Linked DNA regions of Mus musculus: region 2 is linked to region 1. Evidence: chromatin loops called from intact Hi-C (ENCODE). Cell type or tissue: left cerebral cortex. All regions are shown on one strand. Each heading gives the region's core, and the rest is flanking DNA. Links, peaks and the distances in the headings are about the cores only.

Region 1 (2,918 bases), core at 109-2,608:
GATCCAAGATATCTCCCACAGATCTCTATTATCTATTTTAATGACTTCATTTTTATTGACATGTATAAATTATACCTGTAACTGGGTCCTGTGAGGCAATTCAATATACAATATAAACTCACAGAACCCAGCCTCCCCTTATTCACATTGCACACCTGCCTTTCCAAACTCTAGTGACCAGCATTCTACATTTAGTTTGGAAACTTTACCTTCCACATTAGGAAGTTCATGAAGCTCATATCTTTCTGGGTCCTGAAACCTTTGTCTGTACCATTTATCTTGACCGTGCAGCAAGGTCTGCTTCATTAACTGCTGAAGATCCATCTCCAAACACACTGTCTAGGGAATGAACAAAACTCAACAAATATTGTTAAATGAATTAGTAAATCCATTCTTCTTCATGAGAACACACAAATGTCACAGAAATGTGCTTCCTGGGTGACATAAAGGAAATAAACACTTTCTAATGTAGTTTCTTTCTTTAAAATTTTTTTATATATTTAGTATTATATGTAAGTACATTGTAGCTGCCTTCAGACACACCAGAAGACGGTGTCAGATCTCATTATAGATGGCTGTGAGCCACCATGTGCATGCTGGGATTTGAACTCAGTACCTCTGGAAGAGCAGTCAGTGCTCTTAACCTCTTAGCTACCTCTCCAGCCCCTCTAATGTAGTTTCTAACTTAGTGAAATAATGTTTTGACATTTTAACCATTCCTATTCTATATTTTTTTCTAAAGAAAAGCAATTTTTAAATAACTGAGTAGTACTCCATTGTGTAAATGTACCACATTTTCTGTATCCATTCCTCTGTTGAGGAGCATCTGGGTTCTTTCCAGCTTCTGGCTATTATAAATAAGGCTGCTATGAACATAGTGGAGCATGTGTCCTTCTTAACGGTTGGGACATCTTCTGGATATATGCCCAGGAGAGGTACTGAAGGATCCTCCGGTAGTACTATGTTCAATTTTCTGAGGAACTGCCGGACTGATTTCCAGAGTGGTTGTACAAGCTTGCAATCCCACCAAAAATGGAAGAGTGTTCCTCTTTCTCCACATCCTTGCCAGCATCTGCTGAGTACTACTCAGCTATTAAAAAGAATGAATTTATGAAATTCCTAGGCAAATGGATGGACCTGGAGGGCATCATCCTGAGTGAGGTAACCCAATCACAAAGGAACTCACAAAATATGTACTCACTGATAAGTGGATATTAGCCCAGAAACTTAGGATACCCAAGATATAAGATACAATTTGCTAAACGCATGAAACTCAAGAAGAACGAAGACAAAATGTGTGGACACTTTGCCCCTTCTTAGAAATGGGAACAAAACACCCATGGAAGGAGTTAAAGAGACAAAGTTTGGAGCTGTGACAAAAGGATGGACCATCTAGAGACTGCCATATACGGGGATCCATCCCATAATCAGCTTCCAAACGCTGACACCATTGCACACACTAGCAAGATTTTGCTGAAAGGATCCAGATATAGCTGTCTCTTGTGAGACTATGCCGGGGCCTAGCAAACACAGAAGTGGATGCTCACAGTCAGCTATTGGATGGTTCACAACACCCCCAATGGAGGAGCTAGAGAAAGTAGCCAAGGAGCTAAAGGGATCTGCAACCCTATAGGTGGAACAACATTATGAACTAACCAGTACCCCGGAGCTCTTGACTCTAGCTGCATATGTATCAAAAGATGGCCTAGTAGGCCATCACTGGAAAGAGAGGCCCATTGGACACGCAAACTTTATATGCCCCAGTACAGGGGAACGCCAGGGCCAAAAAGGGGAAGTGGGTGGGTAGCGGATTGGAGGGGAGGGTATGGGGGACTTTTGGGATAACATTGGAAATGTAAATAAGGAAAATACCTAATAAAATATTTTTAAAAAAAGAAAAGCAATTTTTAAAAATTAGGTACTTTCTTCATTCACATCTCCAGTGCTGTCCCAAAAGTCCCCCCACACCTCCCACTCACTCCCACTTCCCGGCCCTGGTGTTCCCCTGTACTGAGGTATATAAAGTCTACACGACCAATGGGACTCTCTTTCCACTGATGGCCGACCAGGCTATCCTCTGATACATATGCAGCTAGAGACACGAGCTCCGGGGGCACTGGTTAAAATGATGCTGTTCATGAATATAGATGTGCTTAATATTAATGTGATTATAAATGAATCAAAATTTGGAAACCTTAATAAAGTGATGATTTACACTAATATGAATCAGTAAAAAAAAAATGAACTGAGCTTCAAATCTTGAAGTATAAGACAGATGAGATTCATCATGAAAAGCTGAAGTCCACATAATAGAAAACTAGGCAACTTTGGAATGTACTCACAGAAGGCTCAGCACAGATGATCCTTGCCCACTGAGTGTTGAGTCTTATCAAGACTATACAAAAATCTAATAATTACCTCCTTTCACACAGGGAGGGAAAGTTGGAAGCCATTTCCTCAGCTGTTTGTACCTTCTGTCCCTTGACTCTCTGACATGGAATCTGAGACCAGTGATAACTGATGATGGCCTGTCTCCTCTCCTCACCACCTTGACTCTTTCATTCCTTTGTGCCCATGTGTTCCCTTTCTTGTAAGAAACATCTTATGAAAACAGCCAAGAGTCAACATTCCTTTCAGCTCTTTTGCTGGGTTCATAAATGATGCTGAAATTATTCAAAACTACAGTATCTAAGGTTTATACCCTGTCTCATGGTCTGTGGCTTTTGTCTGCATCCCCTCTCAACTTCCTTTCTTCCTATCAAACTCTGGCACATCACTCTGTGGAGCCACAGACACCAGGCCTCTTCCTTTTGAGAACTGTGAATAATGAGTTACTGATAAATTACAGCTATCTCCTTAACAGGGGTCTCTCTTGACCATTAAATTAACAAAGACTCTGTGTTAGTTGACATGTCCTT
Region 2 (2,918 bases), core at 273-2,772, 56 kb after region 1:
TCAATTTCCAGCAACCACATGACAGCTCACAACTCTTTGTAACTCCAGTTCCAGGGGATCTAACGCCCTCACACAAACCTACATGGAAGCAAAACACCAATGCACAAATTGCACAAACAAGAATAAATGAATCATTTAAACATATTGTGTATGAAAAAAATTAAATTAAAATGCTCTTAAATTAGGCTGGAGAAATGGATGAGCCATTAAAGCCTAAACTCACACCCAAGAAATGCTCTTAGATTGTAATCATTAATGATGACATTAAATCAGCCTTATCTTCTTGTGTTACATCCTGTTAACATTTCTTTGCTCAAGATGAGTAAACTTCACAGTAGAAAGTCCTATCTGAGTTGGACTGGCACTTGGGAGGCAGAGGCAGGAGGATGTCTTTGAGTCCAAGATCCTATATAGTGAGATAACTTTTCAGAGAGAGAAAGAGAGAAAGAGAGAAAGAGAGGAAGAGAGGAAGAGAGGAAGAGAGAGAGAGAGAGAGTAAGAGAGAGAGAGAGAAAGAGAGGGAGGGGAAGAGAGAGAAGAGTGACAAAGCAGAAGCAGAAGGGAAAGCAGAAGAGGAAGAGGAGAAAAGAGAGGAAGAAGAGGGAGAAGAGGAGGGGGAAAAGGAGGAGGAGGAAGAGGAGGAAGAGAAGGAGAAGAAGAAGGAAGAGGAGGAGAAAAAGGAAAAGAAGGAGAAAGATAGGGGGAGGGAAAGATAGAAAGTCCTACAACACTTTTGATTCTTAAGCACAAATTCATGCTAAAAGTTGTCTGTGTCAAGAATTTAGTAAGTAGAACAAGCCATGATTAAAATGAGATAGCTTCTGTTCTGAGCATGAAAATCTTTCCCACTCACTACTAAAAATATATCCCAATGCAGATAAAATAGAAGAAATGAGCAGTAAGCAAAAATAGCTGTCCCCTGAGACAGTTCTCTTCTTAATTGCGATATAGAATTTCAAGACATCAAAATGCTGCAGTTTTATTAGTATGTTTTGAGAAAGAAGTCACAGAATCACTTTTTATATTATTTTTTTTCTCAGAAAAAGAGGCAGGGAACAAGTGCACACCACTACAGTGCTTTGTGAAAGACTTTCTCGAGTCTTTCTTGGGACATAAGAGGTGGAGATCCTCAGTACTGAAAGATATACCACATTGACAGAGCTTGCTTATTAAATTTAATTGTTGACAATTCCAGACAAGTATATAATACAATCTGATTACACTCACCCTCTCCACAGTGTGTGTGTGTTGAGAAACACTACTCTAAACTACTTTACTTTCTATTTAACAAGAACAGGTACTGAAAATATTTATTGTAGATACACTACACATCAAATGCTGAGAGTGGTTAATATAATGCTCATTTTATTAAACAAGAAACTAACACTAAGGTAAAATAGATGCTTGGACCACTCAGAGCTCCAGCAAGGTGTAAGCACAAACATATGTGGTAGCAAAGTCCTGGGCTTTTCAGCATGAAGACCAAGGCAATCAGTGGGAAGGTATGGTAGTCTGAATGAGAACAACCCCCATAGATACATATATTTAAATGCATGATCTCCAGTTGACAAAACTCTTTGGGAAGGATAAGGAGGTATGGCCATATGGGAGGAGATGTGTCACAAGAGGCAGGTTTTGAAGTTTCTCTATTTAAGTAAATATAGCCATGTCTGAAAGTCACATACTCTATGAAATGGCTCTGTGCATGATCTGATTATTTTCTCCAAGTATCATAAAAGAGGAAACACTGTGATAAACTTTTGAAACAGACTCTGAAACAGCAAGAGTCTGATAAGGCCACCAAAAGTTAGAAACAGCAACAGTGAATTTGTGTGCTCTGCCTAGGGACATACCACTAACTATGTGACATCACATTAGGATCTGACTTTGTGAAAAGTCATTCAGAATTAATTAACTAACTAATTAATTAATTAATTAATTCTTTCACTCCCCACAACTCCTCAGAGTGCACTCTTCTTCACTCAGTTTACTTTTGAAGGCTGTGTAACAATCAGCACTTACCCACTGCTGAGCAATGACCAGACAGTGACTTAAAATGAACCATAGGAGCTCCTTGCTTCCACCTTCCACAAGGAAGGCAGCGAGCCCTGGTGCCTACTGAGGACATGCTTAATATTTGTTGACAGCTTCATAAATGCACATCTGAAATTTGAGCACTTTACCCCATGTTATCTTGTCTCATCTCTCTGTCTTTTCCAATGAATCTTTTCGTCTTCACAAGCCAAGAAGGATTGTTTCCTAGAGAACCCTGGGCTCAATTCTCCTGAAGCTATTACAGAAACAAAATGTTTTGTTTTGTTTTGTTTTGTTTTGTTTTGTTTTGTTTTGTTTTGTTTTGTTTTTACTACCTGGAGTCTGTGCCTCTCCCTAGCACCTTCCACAGAGCCCCCTTTACATCCTTGTTCCTCAGTGTATAGATCAGAGGGTTGAGCATGGGGGTAACTATAGTATAAAAAAGGGCCACAAACTTTCCCTCATTCTCAGAATAACTGTCATTTGGTTGCAAGTACGTGTAGATGGTTGAGCCATAAAACATAGAAACTACAAGGAGGTGTGATCCACACGTCCCAAAAGCTTTTCTGCGACCAGATGTTGACTTGACCTTCAGTACAGCCCTGGCAATGTGGGCATACGATCCTAGAATCAATGTTGCTGGGAATACCAAGATTATGGCTCTCGCCACAAACATCTTGGCCTCTGTTCCAGCTGTATCCTTGCAAGCCAACTTGAGGAAGACAGGCATCTCACAGAAGAAGTGATTCAGTCGATACCTGCAGAGAGGCATGGCCATCATGAGACCTGTCTGGATCAGAGAGTTCACGAGGCCTGCTACCCAAGAAGAGATAGCTAAAGCCTGGCACAGAAGAGGGTGCATAATGGTTGTGTAGTGTAGTGGA

The links. Peaks named below come from ENCODE experiments on the same cell type or tissue, not always from the same donor. Only the 100,000 strongest peaks of a DNase experiment are listed, where the experiment ranks them.
Region 2: it touches region 1 in a loop (2.9-fold over the local background); 10 of 42 quality-filtered maps call a loop at or near these places.

Annotation. Positions count from the first base shown.
Region 1 is chr11:49,383,174-49,386,091 of GRCm38, reverse strand. No RefSeq gene overlaps it. Among named protein-coding and RNA genes, the nearest start is that of Olfr1390, 44 kb to the right of the region's middle. In left cerebral cortex, for the core only: no CTCF peak of the experiment used is centred there; no DNase peak of the experiment used is centred there.
Region 2 is chr11:49,327,796-49,330,713 of GRCm38, reverse strand. Olfr1391 (olfactory receptor 1391) reads right to left here. Exons shown (of 1, transcript NM_146468.1): 1 at 2,366-2,918. The coding sequence ends at 2,366. Among named protein-coding and RNA genes, the nearest start is that of Olfr1391, 1.8 kb to the right of the region's middle. In left cerebral cortex, for the core only: no CTCF peak of the experiment used is centred there; DNase peaks (open chromatin) are centred at 885 and 1,419; H3K27ac peaks cover 409 bases.